2 separate regions of the Mus musculus genome follow, and region 1 is linked to region 2. A link is a loop called in an ENCODE intact Hi-C map of the cell type or tissue named here. Cell type or tissue: left cerebral cortex. All regions are shown on one strand. Links, peaks and the distances in the headings refer to the core of each region. The heading gives the core; the rest is flanking DNA.

What was found. Hi-C counts contacts between places; a loop is a spot of excess contacts. Peaks named below come from ENCODE experiments on the same cell type or tissue, not always from the same donor. Only the 100,000 strongest peaks of a DNase experiment are listed, where the experiment ranks them.
Region 1: a loop joins it to region 2, with 13 times the contacts of the local background. A loop is called at or near these places in 2 of 42 quality-filtered maps.

The regions. Positions count from the first base shown.
Region 1 is chr15:42,371,395-42,379,743 of GRCm38, forward strand. No RefSeq gene overlaps it. Among named protein-coding and RNA genes, the nearest start is that of Gm41313, 290 kb to the right of the region's middle. In left cerebral cortex, for the core only: no CTCF peak of the experiment used is centred there; DNase peaks (open chromatin) are centred at 5,053 and 5,496; H3K27ac peaks cover 322 bases.
Region 2 is chr15:42,242,105-42,250,453 of GRCm38, forward strand. No RefSeq gene overlaps it. Among named protein-coding and RNA genes, the nearest start is that of Abra, 380 kb to the left of the region's middle. In left cerebral cortex, for the core only: no CTCF peak of the experiment used is centred there; a DNase peak (open chromatin) is centred at 4,890.

The sequences.
Region 1 (8,349 bases), core at 78-8,077, 130 kb after region 2:
CCATTTCACCTTCTATTTAAAATTATCCATTTATCTATCTATCTATCTATCTATCTATCTATCTATCTATCTATCTATCTATCTACATCCCAAATGCTGCCTTCTTCTTGTCCCCCCCTCACAGAGTTCCTCCCCTCTGCCCACTCCCTTTGCTTCTGAGAGGGCAGCCCCCTTCCCACCTGGATATCCCTCCATGATGGTGCATCAAGTCTTTACAGGATTAGGGATATCCTTTCCTACTGAGGCCAGACAAATCTGCCCTCTGCTACACATGTGCAGGGGCTCTCAAACTAGCCCATGTGTACCCTTTAGTTGGTGGCCCAGTCTCTGGGAGCTCCCAAGGGTCCAGGTAAGTTGAGACTGCTAGTCTTCCTGTGTGGGTGCCATCTCCTTGAAGGCCTTTAATCTTTTCCCCAACTCTTCCATAAGGTTCCTGACCTCTGTCCAGTGTTTGGCTGTGGGTATCTGCGTCTGTCTCAGTCAGATGCTGGGTATAGCCTCTCAGAGGACAGCCATGCTAGGCTCCTGTCTGCAAGCATAATAGAGTATCATTAATAGTGTAAGGGACTGGTGCTTACCCAGGGGATGGGTCTCACATTTTTCCGTTCTTAATGGTTAATAACAAAATTTAACCTTCTGTCTCCAGATTACTGGTATATAAAGCATCATCTTCTCCCCAGAAGTATGAGTTATGTATTCATGGATCATAGGCTGTATGATTCTAGGCTTGCTTAATCAAAAACTCGGCATGTGGCTCTCAGAATTTCATTTATTTTATTATTATTTTTAGAGACCCAAACAGGTACCTCCCAAAAGGTACCTTAAAGAGACACATAAAAAGTTAAAAGAAGTGGTGATGACTTCCTGGAGTTTTGTCTCCTTGGAGTATCACAAAAGGCTCTTAAGCTTTTTCAAACTTCTCCAGATTTATTCAGTCTTCACTGGGCCTGCACTCACAGCACTGATTGTATATACTTGTTACAGACACATGACCACACCAAGCTCATCAAGGCATCTTTGTCTTCATGCTGTCTCTTTCATTTTCTAAAGCTTGGTTGTTAATGACTTGAGCAAGCTCTTCTGGTCTTTCCTGGCTCTGTCCAATTCCTCAAGCTCACCTTGAGTCCTGTGGACCTTTGTCTGCCCTGTCAATACAATAATCCTCACAGTGAATCTGATGTTCTGTTCTGATTCTGAGTAATCTTCATAGCAGGCTTCTCACATCCATCTCTGAGCACCTAGGAGCTAAGAAGAGAAACAGTGTTGTTTAAGCAAGCAAAATGAAATGATATTTAATAATTGCATATTATGGTACATGTATTAAATTACATATAAGTATTTTATAAAGGTAAAAATTCATAACATCTTCATTCTAAACTTCTCATGAGATTATTTCTTTTCGAAAGCGCTCAGCATTACAAGCCATGTGTATAAATGGAGCATATTTGTCTCTTTATCAGCAATGGCTGACTCTGTGGCAATGATAGGCCACCCACAGTATGTTGAAGCAGCAGTTTGCAACCAGCAATGATTTGGTTAACCTTTGGTTAAACATAGGAATTTAAAGCATGAAAAGGTCTGGAACTTGACACAACCCTTTGACACCATGCTGTCTGTCATTAATGATAATCCCCATTAGATGTTCAGCTTTGAAAATGGAATTAGACTTCAGTTTTCAACCCTAACCCTGCTGTACTGTAAACTGAACCCTGCTGTGTTTGGAGACTTCCTGATTTACTGCTTTGCCTTTTAACTGTTTTCAGGCAGATGGGGGTTGGGAGTAGGGTGGAGAGCTGCAGGGATCAAGTGAGTACAAACAAGGCCTCTCAAGTACCACCAAGGGAAGAGACTTTCTGCTTAGATAAGTCACCAGGTCAGAAGAGCTTTATTCCCACCCCGTTGATTTCATCTGCCCTTCTCCAGCTAGCAATAAGAATTTCCTCACTGGGACATCATGCAAGAAATCTTTGGTATCCCTTTTCACTTCCTTTTGAAAACAATGGTAGTAATGTTAAATTCTCTATATCCCTCCCAAGCCTCATGGTTTCTTTCCTAGTTAGTCATGATGTGTTAGAAAGCTCTCATTTTATATAAAGTCCTGTGTTCCTCACAGGGTACAAATAGGTGTGAATGCTTGATAAATAATGGAATTGCCTCCTGCTTCTTGAGCTGTGCTTTACATATAAAAGTACACATTGGACATCAGTTAAATTATAAGTAATTGAGCCAGACTCTTCCTGTTCACCTTGTTAACTTTGGAAGCATATTTCGAGTTACGGGTGTATTTGCTGGGGTTTTCTAGAGTAGCAGAACTAATAGAATGGATCTCTCTCTCTCTCTCTCTCTCTCTCTCTCTCTCTCTCTCTCTCTCTCTCTCTCCCTTTCTCTCTATCTATCATCTATCTATCTATCTATCTATCTATCTATCTATCTATCTATCTATCTATCTTTCTATCTATCTATCTATCTATCTATCTATCTATCTATCTATCTATCTATCTATCTATCATCTATCTATCTATCTATCATCTATCTCTCTCCCTCTCTTTTGAGCACTGAGCATCATTTCCCATCAATTAATTTGAGAAGAGATGGAATGCTCTCCATGTTCTGCATGTTCTGTGGGCTGGTCTCTAAGACAGGGATGGTTTAACATAGTAATATTTGTTCTTTTCAGTAAATGTGAGTTCATCATACCAGTACCATAGAAAGACTTCTAAAACTTCATTAATCCTGAAACTTTTGTTTCAAAACAGTGACACTGACATCACTACCTTAATAAATACAATAGCATTACTTTGTCAATCTGGAAGCTAGGTCAGAATTAAGTCGGCATTATAGCAATTGACCACATCACTGGAAAGTTTTGCTTTATTTAATAATTATATTGAAAAAAAGATGATGCTTTATGTGTTAATTTATATGTAGTAATTTAGTTTGGAAAAGAAAAGAGTAGAAGTCTGGTCCTGTTTTAAAAGATTTTAGAGGTACACACACATATGTAGTAGCAAAGGGCTGCCTTGTCTGGCCTCAGTGGAAGAAGATGAGCTTAATCCTGTAGAGATTTGATGCCACGAGGTGGGGGCATATCCCTAGGGGAGATACGAAGGGGAAGGAGTAGGTTGGAACTCTGTGAAGGGGCAACATTTAGGATATAAAATAATTAATAAAAGAAAGATTTTAGAGATGGTTTTGTGAATTGCCTATAATCTCACAGAGAATAGATAATAGAGTTGAAATTCAAATCTAGGTACTGCAACTACAATCTGATGCCTGTCACCATTTCATGCAGACTCCCAATGAGGTCTGAGTGGAGAATTGTCTCAAAAATGTCAAGGTTTAAGGACCTTAAGACTTGAGACTCTAAAGTCCAGGTAGTTAACCCCACTGTTCAAAGTATTAGAGCTCCCTGTGTGGAGAACAAAAGACTTAACTGTCCACAAGTAGAAAATGATAAATGCCTCAGTTCAAGAAAGGAGACAGAGATTTGGCCTTTTCTGCCCCATGGGATATTGTCAGATGATGGGAAGTTTACTCTTAGAAAGAAAGATTAAGACGGTTGTTCTGGGATCCTTCATTAGTTATCATTAGCATCATGAGAGTAACCTGTAGCACGCTGTTACACCTGTCTCCTTCCCTCACAAACACACAGACACACACACATACTTCATGTTGTGTCATGTGACAAGAAACCATGTCTCTTCCTCCCTCACATTCTCTCACCATTTTGAGGCCATCCACTGTGGATCTTCTCCAAGTGAACAAATCAATAGAATTTCAGCCTCTAAAACTACTAGCAAAATGAACTTCTTTGCCTGGTGATTTCTCAGGCTTGGGTATTTTGTTACAGTAGCAGAAAACTGTTAATATAAAATAGTTACAGTGGATCTTTCTAACTTTATCATGTTCTTTGTGAAGATAAGGATACATTTTTCCCTTTTGATTTGGGCATTTTTATTTGCTGTTCTTATCCAGTTGCCTGATCTAGAAACCTGAGTAGAATTTTTAATAAAATGACAACAATGGAATACTTATTTTAATTCCCAATCTTAGAGGAAGCAATTACTCTGTGGTTATCGAATGCAGCCTCTCCTGAAAGTTCCAGGTGGACTTTTCCAGAGAGGAGGCACAGCCCTTTAGTGCTTCCCAATGACTCTGCTGGAGAAGAAAGCTCAGACGCTTACCCACAGCTTTCTCTGGACCTCATCCTTTGCTTTTGCTTTTTGTGGGTTTGTTTTATATCCCTTTTCCATAACAAAGTCTAAGTCAGAGTCTACATTGTGTCTTTTGAGTCATCTTAGAGAATTGTGGAATGGTATCTCCAGAGCTCCTGGTACTCTGGAATTCACCAATCAGCTTCCATCTATGGGCCTAAAAGTTCAACAATGCCCCTGCCTCCTGAAGTAGAGTCTCTTATGCTGAGAAAGAAGAGTAGAGAGAAGACTGTAAGAGAGATATCATAGGCTTTCTCTTTTCATGTTGAGATTTCATACTCATTGTCTTCAACAAGTATAATACTTTTCCACACTTTTAGAGACTTTAAGAGCTTTCGGCTATATGCAATTGTCATTTCCACCATCTGGCTAGTGAGTGACTCCTCTGAGCTCAGTCTTCCTCTCTGGTGTTGTGCCATTAGTATACCCCAAATTATTTGACAACTTTATTTTCTAATAGTCTAAAACAAGCTACTCTCAGCATGATTTCCAGATCCTAGTGCAATTGGCTTTCTAGAGCATCACTATTTTCATGCTGCTTCTCTCAAACTTCTGCTCATCACCTGGAACCTCGCAGCTCATACCTGCTTCTTTCAAAGACTTCTGTTGGACACTGTGTTCATTCTCTGTTCACCAGTGTCTTCATCTTACAATGTGTGCTAAGATTTAACTCTGCCAATGACTTTCTCTTATTTTAAGTGTAAGCAAATTTAATAGATTCAACTCTTCTGTATAGTTAGAAAATTTCTCTGCAGAATAGGCAGTCCAGAAATATTTCTTTTTCCATGACAACTGGCTGAGAATAAGTCATTGTGGGAGAGAGTGCCAAAAGTAACAACTTTGTCATTTGGTTGAAACTTTATCACATATGTGTGGCATATGTTTTTCCTAGTAAAAATGTTAGTCGAGATTGTCACTGTTTTCCTATTGGTAAGTTGGGGCTTTTAGCTTTAAGATTCCAACCCCCCATCATATAGATATGAAATTGCTGTTTCAGATCTTGTGAGTTCAAGGTCTACTTTCAGTTCAGAACTAAGCTTCCTATACTGAAAGGAGCACTGAAAATCTGGAGCCTTTGACTACTTAAAGGTCTGCATACTTTCCCTTAAAATGTAGCAAGAGCAATTAAAATCAGAATAAAATAGATAAAGAAAACCCTCTCTGAAATTTTTGCTTAGATGTCGAAATTTAAACTTGAGGCCTTGGTCATGAATTTTGGTTATACAATAGATAGGAACAAAGTAAGTCTATTCGTCACAAACGCTCTCTGTGCTAGCCTAACCCTATGGCCATCTCACTACAGTAACTATGTTGTTTTGACAAATAACTCATTCTGCTGAAGATGAAAGATAACCAACTGACTGCGTGTGGAGCAAAGAGGGAAGCTTTTGTTGTATGTGGAAGCAAGCCTAAATTTGGTTGAGTGGTTAGTAAAAAGAAAAAAAAAAAGATTTAGAAAGGAATTAACCTGTGGGTGTAATTTTAGGAGTGCTATTGAGTTCGTTTCTTTTGGTCATTAGTCACCTATGTTAGTCATTCACCAAGTCCTCCTTTACCACCCCACCCCAACCCCAGTCCTATTTGATTCTCAGTAGATTTGTTTCACAGTCTTCTTTATCTTGTACCTGAGTTCTCCATATTGTTAGAGTTAACAAAAGGTAACTTGTGGGTGCTGGTTAAGATGGAGATTTAAAAAAACTCCTATCAAGGGTATAGAGAGAACAAAACAAATTATACTGTGTTGGACTCTATACACAATGTGTGCATAAAATATTTTATAGTGAAATCTTGGACCTTATTTTGCCAATTATGAAACAAAGTACGTATTATACTGAATACTTTAAAAACTGAAAATTTCTAACAAAATGATTAACATTCTGTATGTTCTATTTTCATACCTCTTTCCCTGAACTACATGTGGTATACAGTCCCCTTGGTAGTTTTCATTAAATTATATACAACCTCCTGCAAAAGAGTGTTGAGAGTTTGATATGATGAAATACATCAAGAGGGTAGGATTTCCCATTATTCACTTTCGTCTGACCATTTTGCGATGATGGGGAGCTCTTGGGTGATGACAGATACGGCGAAAATCGTGCATTTATGAGAGAAGTCATGGAATTATAGGGGATTTATCCAATGTGATGTGCTTTCATCTTGCAGATTTCTACCTACATCATTTCACTTTGATTTTTCAAAAGTCCTCAGGAAGTAAATGTTTTTAATTTTCATTTTGCAAATGAAGACACTGACAGAGAGAATGTGTTAGTTTAACACTGAAACTTTAGGATGAAAGCACTCACGTAGACAGCCAGGTTTCCTATTTAGGGAAAACACTTGGTAATTATATAATACTTAGAAGAAGGATATTTTATAATAATGACTGTACATCTGGGATGAGGTATCACAGGCACATTTATTTTTGTGGATCAAGAGCAGAACCTATTTTCTGATTGTATCTCTATGTGTGTGATATATACCTGTATGAGTTTCAAAATAGTTTCTGCCTTCCTTTAGGTTTTGTTATATTTTTTTCTTTGTTTTTGTTATTTTGTATTTTTGATGATTGCATAAAACATTTTTAGTGAACTATATTTATTAGTATAGATTCTCTTACACGAAATATAAAATAAGGGATTTTTAAAACCCTACATTTTATCTACAACTTTTTTTTCTACTTTTAGTTAATTTTTAATGAACAGGTCAAAAAGACTGGGGAATGAGTTGAAATAGCTACATTTTGTCAATTTATAGTTATGGTCTATCATTTACATTCACATCACTGTTCTGTCTTACTGATGTTTGTTTTATTTGTTTGCTTTAATCCTGGGTCTCATGTAGCTTAAATGTACCTCAAATCTCTAAGATGTTGAGGGTAGCTTTGAACTGATGATCCTCCTCCCTCTACCTCTCAAGGGATGGGATTATAGTCACTCACCACCACACTGGGTAATCGCCAGTTATTTTTAAATCTAACTTAAAACAGTCTTTATTATTTTCTCTATTTGTTCTTTGGTCAGGACAGTGGCATATTTCCAATGAAAATAGAGGAATATAATAATAAATGTTTGTTCTTAGTTACCACTTTCACAGAAAGAGAGCAATGTAAGAAAATACTAAAAGATCAAGAGGTGTAAGTTCAAGCATTCCAAATTTGAAACTTAGGCAAACTTGAATTTGGAAATTAAATATGGTGAATAGTTACAATGTATTGTCTTCTATACTACTGAGTTATTTGAAGAGAATTAAAAATAAAAACATAAATGTAGAACATATAGCTAGATACAGAGAAAAGTTTGATATGATTATTGAGTATTTCTCCTTAGAGATAAAGATTAGATTGTATTTTTGTTCACAGAATTTAAATCCTGATTTTTTAGTCTGATTTGTTTCTAAAAGATTGAAAGCCCTGTCCTTTAGATTGTTGCCTCTGACAACATCGCCCAGAACACTTGCCGAAGATAAACATAATGGAATCAACACAGTAATGTGATATTTCCTGATGGAATACCAGGCTTGCCCCTTGTGGGAGACAATCCCATAATCAACTGGCAGGGTTGTGAGGTTCTTTCTTACATGCTAGATTGATGTGATAATCCATACCATGTTTTGACATATTTTGTGTATTACAACTTCTATGCTTTTGCTTCTATGGCAACTGATGGCTTTGTCAACTGGTTTCAGAGCACTGGGGAAAGAAATACATTGGCAAAAAGCTTGAGTTTTCATTTTTTCCATACGATAGAAAAACCAAGATACTCAACCACACTGGTTATGATGATGTGACAAGAGATAATTTAATTATTTTTGACATGGGGTTATATAACCAAGAAAAAACGTAATTATTCAAACAGCTTACATTTATTTAAAGACAAATCCAAAGGCAAAAAATGCCTTCCTTATTTTATTAAGTAAATTTAGACATAATAGCAAGCGTATGAAGCATTTATGCTATTTCAGCTCTAACATGAGAAAGAAGCATTGTAACTTACAGTTACAATAACTTTGGTCTATTATCACTGTCTTTTAATGATAAACAATTAATTATATTTTAAAACAATCTTGCATTTCCCAATTTCTGTGATGAAATTAGATGTTTAAATTTATTTATATGAAATATTCACTATTTCATTTA
Region 2 (8,349 bases), core at 76-8,075:
CCAAATGAAAATCAGGCTGCACATCTGCTACAAATGTCTAGGAAGCTAAGGGCAAACTCCTACATGCTCTTGGGTTGGTTGTTCAGTCTCTGTGAACCATCATGGGCCCAGGATAGTTCACTTTGCAGATCTTAGGCTGTCTTTGATCCTCCCTCCTTTCTTACCTCTATCTCCCATGATTCCAGAAGACTCCTGGAGCTCTGCTGTAGCTATCTACCTCTTTTTCTATCCACTGCTGGATGAAGTTTCTCAGGAGAATTATGCTAGGTCTTTGTCTGCAAGCATAGCATAACAGAGTCTGTTTGTCATAGGATGGGTTTCAAGTATGTTTTTCAAGGGGTTATTTCTGAGAGGCAAAGTGGCTGACGAGATTACTGTTACTTTCTCAAATATTTCTACACTGTAAAATAAATATTAAAGTATGTAGATACAGAGAACTGTTACAGGCATAATTTGCAAGGTTGTCTTTGTAGTGTTACCCTACAGTCTTAAAAGAATGTTGATAAACACCTTTAATCCCTGGGAGGCTCAAGCAGAAGAATTGGGAGTGAGAAGCTGGCTTTGACTTTGGAGTAAGGTCCTGCTTCATCAGAAAAGATTTAACTTTAGCCATTCTGACTGGTGTGAGGTGGAATCTCAGGGTTGTTTTGATTTGCCTTTCCTTGATGACTAAGGATGCTGAATATTTCTTTAGGTGCTTCTTGGTCATTTTATATTCTTCAGTTGAAAATCCTTTGTTTAGCTCTGTACCCCATTTTTAATAGGGTTATTTGATTCTTGGGAGTTTAACTTCTTGAGCTCTTTTTATATATTGGATATATATAGCCCTCTATCAGATGTAGGAATGATAAAGGTGATTTCCCAATCTGTTGGTTGCCATTTTGTCCTATTGACAGTGTCCTTTGATTTAAAGGAGCTTTGCAATTTTATGAGATCCCGATCTTAGAGCATAAGCCATTGATGTGAGGAAAATTTCCCCCACGCCCGTGTGTTTGAGACTCCTTCCCACTTTCGCCTCTATAAATTTCAGCGTATCTGGATTTATGGGGAGGTCCTAGATCCACTTGGCCTTCAGCTTTGTACAAGGAGATAAGAATGGATGAATTTTCACTCTTCTACATGCTGACTGCCCATTGAACCAGCACCATTTGTTAAAAAGACTGTCCACCCTCCCACCCCACTGGATGATTTTAGCTCCTTTGTCAAAGATTAAGTGACCATATGTGTGTGTACATTTCTGGGTCTTTAATTCTATTTCATTGATCTTTCTGCTTGTCTCTGTACCAATACCATTCAGGTTTTTTGTTTGTTTGCTTTTATTTTTGTTTTTGTTTTTAATCACTATTGTTCTGTAATAGAGCTTGAGGTCAGAGATGGTGATTCCCCCACAAGTTCTTTTATTGTTGAGAATAGTTTTCACTATCCTGTGTTTTTTGTTATTCCAAATTAATTTGCAAATTGTTCTTTCTAACTCGATGAAGAGTTGATTTGGAATTTTGATGGGGATTTCATTGAATCTGTAGATTGCTTTCAGCAATATGGCCATTTTTACTATATTAATCCTGCCAATCCATGAGCATGGGCGATAGTTCCATCTTCTGAGATGTTCTTTGATTTCTTCAGAGACTTGAAGTTCTTGTCAAACAGATCTTCACTTACTTGCTTAGAGTCACACCAAGGTATGTAATATTATTTATGACTGTTGTGAAAGGTGTCATTTACCTAGTTTCCTTCTTAGTCTGTTTATCCTTTGAGTAGCGGAAGGCTATTGATTTGTTAATTTTATATCCAGCCACTTTGCTGAAGTTGTTTATCAGCTTTAGGAGTTCTCAGGTGGAATTTTTGGGGTCACTTAAGTATACGATCATACCATCTGCAAATAGTGATATTTTGACTTCTTCCTTTCCAATTTGTATTACTTTGATCTCCTTTTGTTGTCTAATTGCTCTGGCTAGAACTTCAAATACTATATCGAATAGATAGGCAGAGAGTGGGCAGCCTTGTCTAGACCTGATTTTAGTGGGATTGTTTCAAGTTTCTTTCCATTTAGTTTGATGTTGGCTACTGGTTTGCTGTATATTGCTTTTACTAGGTTTAGGTATGGGCCTTGAATTCCTGATCTTTCCAAGACTTTTAACATGAAGTGATGTTGAATTTTGTCAAATGCTTTTTCAGTATCAAATGCAATGACCACGTGGTTTTTTTCTTTATGTTTACATAGTGGATTACATTAATTGATTTCTGAATATTGGACCATCCCTGTATCCCTGTGATGAAGCCTACTTGATTGTGGTGAATGATCATTTTGATGTGTTTTTGGATTCAGTTGGTAAGAATTTTATTAAGTATTTTTGCATCAATGTTCATTAGGGGTATTAGTCTAAAGTTCTCTTTCTTTGTTTGGTCTTTGTGTAGTTTAGATATAAGCATAATTGTGGCTTCATAGGACAAATTGGTTAGTTTTCCTTTTGTTTCCATTTTGTGGAATAGTTTGAGGAGTATTGGTATTACAGCAGATGCTGGGGAGAACATGGAGAAAGAGGAACACTCCTCAATTTCTGGTGGGATTGCAAGCTGGTAAACCTGGAAATCAATTTGGTTGGTCCTCTGAAAATTGGTCATAGTACTACTTAAGGGCCCAGCTATACCACTTCTGTTCATATACTCAGAAGATGCTCCAACATTTAATAAGGACTCATGTGCCATTATATTCATAGCAGCCTTATTTATAATCGCTAGAAGCTGGAAAGAAACCAGATGTCCTTCAACAGAGGAACGGATACAGAGAATATGGTACATTTACACAATGGAGTACTACTCAGCTATTAAAAATGATGAATTCATGAAATTCTTAGAGAAATGGATGGAATTAGAAAATATCATCCTGAGTGAGGTAACCCAATCAGAAAAGAACACACATAGTATGCACTCACTGATAAGAGGACATTAGTCCCAAAGCTCAAAATACCCAAGATATAACTCACAGACCACATGAAGCTCAAGAAGAAGTAAGACCAAAGTATGAGTGCTTCGGTCCTTCTTAGAAGGGGAAAAAAATACTCATGTGAGAAAATATGCAGATAAGGTATAGAGCAAAGACTGAAGGAAAGGCCATCCAGAGACTGTCCCACCTGGGGATTCATCCCATACACAGTTACCAGACCCAACTACTATTGTGGATGCTAAGAAGTGAATGCTGAAAGGAGCCTGATATGGCTGTCTCCTGAAAGGCCTTGCCAGAGATTTTCAAATACAGAGGTGGCTGCTCACAGCCAACCACTTCACTGAGAATGGGGTCCCCAATAGAGGGGTTAGAAAATGGACTGAAGGAGTTGAAGGGGTTTGCAACCCCATAGGAAGAACAACAATATCAACCAATCAGAGCCCCCAGAGCTCCCAGGGAATAAGCCATCAACTAAGGAGTACTCACTGCTCTAGCTGAATATGTATCAGAGGATGTCCTTGTCAGGCATCAATGGCAGGAGAGGTCCTTGATCCTATGAAGGCTCAATAGATGCCCCAGTGTAGGGAAATTGAGGCCAGGGAGGTGGGAGTGAGTGGGTGGGTGGGGAACACCCTCATAGAAACAGCTGGAGGGAGAATGGAATAGGGGGTTTCCAGGAGCAGGGAAAACTGGGAAAGAGGATTACATTTAAAATGTAAATAAAGAAAATATCCAATAAAATTTTTTTTTAAAAAGTAAGAAAAATCTTTTAAGCTTTCAAACACTGAAGAAAGAAATGGAAGAAGACATTACAAGATGGAAAGACCTCCTATTCCCATAGATTTGTAGAATAAATATTGTGAAACTTTCCGTAGTATCACAAGCAGTCTATAAATATAGACCAATACAATTGACATTCTACTTCAATTCTCAAAGAAATAGGAAAAATATTCTTAAAAATTCATAAAGAATCACAAAAGGCTATTGAGCAAATAATAATAACAAAAATAATAAAATGTTGGAGTCATCACCATACTTGAATTTTATAACATAGAACAGTAGCAGTAAAATTAGCATAATACTGGCACAAAAATTCCCACCAAATCAGTGAGATAGAATAGAGAACCAAAATATACATGTGAATTCAACTTCATCCACCTGAGTTTTTCAATACAAAGTCAAAACCACACACTGGAGTAAAGTCAACCTCCTCACCAAAAGCCGGGCAACACCTGACTATGAATATGCAGAAGAATGAAATTTCATTATTATCTCTCTCTCTGTACAAAAATCAGTAACAAATGCATCAAAGAGCTTAATGTTAGACTTAAAATTTGAATTTACTAGCAAGTAGTACACTTAAAGTTGTGGGCAAAAGTGAGGATTTTCAGAAAAGGACACTGATCACCATGAAATGGGACCAGCATTCATCAAGTGGAACTTGGTGAAATTAAAAAGTACCTGTTGTGCAAATAAAACTACTGAGTAAAGAGATAACATGTCCAGTGAAGATTTTATATTTAATTATATGTATATATACATATATGTTTATATGCATGTATGTATATGTGTGTGTGTGACAGAAAATTAGTGTTTAGACTATACAAAGAGCTTTAAAAACCACAATCAAACAAGAAAAAAGCAAACAAACAAAAACAATTAAAAGGTTCAATGGAAGAGAACAGACTTATCTAAAGAAGGAACACATATGTGTAATAAATATTTTTTGAAGTGATTGAAAATCCTTAGCCAATAGCGAAATGCAAGTTGAAATTATTTGGAGATTTCATCTAACTGAAGTCAGAGTGGCTATTATATAAAAAGAAGTTACAAGTACTGCTAAGCAAGATGTGGAGAAATGGGAGTATACTACTTGTGGGAGTATAAACTGGTGCAGCTATTATGGAAATCAGTGTGGAGGAATTTTCAGAACTAAAATAGACATGGCACATGAAGCAGCGGTACCAGCCTTCAGCTGTACTCCAAAAAACTATACCCTAGTGTGTGTGTGTGTGTGTGTGTGTATACATATATAAATACATATGTATATAATGTATATGTATGTGTGTGGGCATGCTCATGTGCATATGCATATTTATGTGCATACATATTCATGTATGTATATATTTTATATATCTCTCTATATGTATATATATTATATATGCAAACTTGCACTTCTGTGTTCATTGTAGCACTTTTCATAAATGTAAGGAAATGAGATCAGTGCATATGTTCATTAACTGATGAATTTTTGTACATTTATATAATAGAATTTTAGTCACTGGTAAAAGGAATGAGATTATGACATTTTCAGCAGAAAAAAAACGGTTAGTTCTGAAAAATATTAAATTGAATTAGGTAACATAGGTTCAGAAGTATAGTTGCCTCAAATTCTCCTTTATATTTTGACCCTAACAACAATTTTTAGAGTAGTGCATTTAATTCCGAATAACAATAAAAGCCAGAAATGTAGAAAGGTTCCATTTGGGAGGGGGCACTTTAATATGGAAGAATTAGTAAAATATATCAAATATAAAAGGTTAGCATGCTGATAATGGAAACATCTAATCGAGCACAATGTTAGGATGATAGAGAAGAGAAACAGGGAGAGGGAAGCGGCACCTAACTGAAGATATGTGGAAAAGCCTCAGGAAAGCCTACACTGCATAAACTTTATAAGTTATAACTAAAAAAAAAAAACAGTTTGAATAGATGTACCCTCAATGCATGAGTAGTGAGTTTTGAAAAGACATGGATTGTGAGATACCCCTAAACATGAAAAGCCATTCCCACTGGTCTCAGTTGTTGATCAGCCTTGATAATAAAACGTTACTGCTAAAGACATTAAACTTTTTTTTTGTCATTAGCCACTGAGAACTCAAACTGAAACTAACACAGAGACATCCTCCCTATTTCCTAGCCTTCATAGTGCCATAGGCAAACTACTTGAATGGAAAAGTCATTTAGTCTTACTCAGTTATGATTCCTGCAAACTACAGTAATGACCTGTCAGGGAGGAAGTGCCCTACAATGCAGTACAGTAGGAGGGTGTGTTATGGGGATAACCAATTGCTTTCTAATTGTTTTGAGGCCTTCATAGAAGGTGGACTTCCTGCTACTTTCCTTGAACTGTACAATTGTCTTTGTACATTGTGTGCAAGAATTACTGAGCATTAGCAACAGATACATCTTTTAATAAGTCTTTGCTTTCTAGAAATATAACTGGGGAAGAAATTGCTCCCCACTTGGAATTCTCAGTGTAGAAGGTAAGATGGATACAGAACAATTATAATGTAGTGTGATCAATATGAAAGTAAGCATTCACACTCGATAGTGCTGTTTCCAAAGGAATCATTATTCTTTATTTTGGAGTAATATTTTGGGTTTCTAGTTTTTATTTTTAAATGATGCCTGATTTGGGCATTGAAGATTGAATAGGCCACTACAAAGGCTAAATCAAACCCATTTAAATGAATGATGAGAATATATTATTTTAGATTGCATATATATGTAATATAACACATATATATTTTACATATATATGACATGTTATTAAATATGTAAAATACTATTTTGCATTGCATATATGTAACATAACATATATATATTATATATCTAAAACATATATCCTTCTACCAACATATCTAATTAATGCATAATGAAAATGTACAGTCTTAAGAAATGTAGCATTTTCTATTCAAGGAAGAGAAAACACATAGACAAAAGAATCTTCCTGGACAGCATAAAGATTAGAGTAAAATTGATAAATGTTGAATAAAAATAAATTCAATAACTTCAACAATTAGCCAAAATTCCAGCCTATCTGTTTTCAACTGAATTTAGTCTTCTGACAAAGAATATTTTAAGCCTTTTTTTCTCATTACTTTTCTCCCCATGAAATTTTAACACTAATATTATATTATATATTATACATTTATATAACAATATATATTACATAATGATGTACTTATATATGAATATATTATATGATTATTTATCCAAAACAAGAAACCATTATATTTGAGAATTTTTACCTGTCAAGAATCAACTTGAGCAGGATTGGCATTGATAGGGCCCATTTCAAAGTGAAGCAGGTCAGTGGTAGACTTAGCACCCACGTGTCATTCATTCCTCAGTTGCTATGGTCAAGGTTAATCTTACTAGATGTCTATAGTTCATTTTGTTTACTTGCGTTCAGTATGTTAAGTTCATGCATGTACTGGTTGATATCAAATGTTTTAAGATGCCTGGCTCTCTTTTTCCATTACGGAAGGATTGCTCGGATTGCTCATTGACAAATCCTCCACTTCTAAAGCATAGTTCTCAGTTAAGATCTTATGTACTTCTTTTTTTCCCCATGGTTTTTGAATAAAATCACACATTTGTTTGAAAAGTATTTTGAAAGAAACAAATGAAACAAATTCTTTACATTGTCCTATTTGCCACCTATTTTCTCTGGCTAACATCAATTAAGCAAAATGACACCAACAAGTAACTAGAATAGCTTCAAAGAAAACACACACGCACACTCACTCATGCACACACACACACACACACACACACACATACACACAAAGTATTGTCAAACACAAGCTGTGACCCAAATTATGTAAAATATGTTTTTGAAATCAGCATAGTAAATACACACATTATCCCCTCACATTCACATAAATATCAAACCCAGAATTATCTCCTTCATAGGAAAATGATTCTTCCAAGTTCCTTGCTTGGAAATGTGGATGGCAGCTGGAAAGGATGTGACCTTGGTTTCTAAGAGAATGAAAAGTTTCCTACTTTCTGTGTCATTTCTGTTCAATGGCTAGTACACACGCTATAATACACCAGCACACAGAAATGGAGCCTGTGAATTCTCAGAGATGAACGCCATCATTTTAGAAAAGAGTGAAAAATCAGAATGCTTCCCCACATTTCACAGGCATTAGAATTTTGTAGCATTATGTTCAATAGACTAATCTGTGAAATGATATATTAAAGCCACCAAATAAAATATTAACAACAAAAATGGGTACCTTGTCTTAGAACATACATGTGTAGACATAAAAGCATAGTCATGCCACCTACTATTACTCCTGGGATCTCTCCATTCCTCAGACACCCACTCCCTCTGATCCTGTGTCATTGAAGATACATCATCAAGCATGCTAATGGTGATACATCACCCACTTTTAAAAGCATAACTAAAAATGTTAAAAGTTCATAGCCTGTTTCATGTTCCAAGAAAACATACTCTTAGTAGGTTAAGGATGAATCCATTGAAACCAGCTTTTGTTGAACAAAATAATTTCTTGTAATTACTTTGAATCTGTACTAATATTCAGGTTATTAAATTGTACAAAATTTAAAACAGCTTTCTTTTAGCCTTTCAGTTTAACATTAGTTCTCAA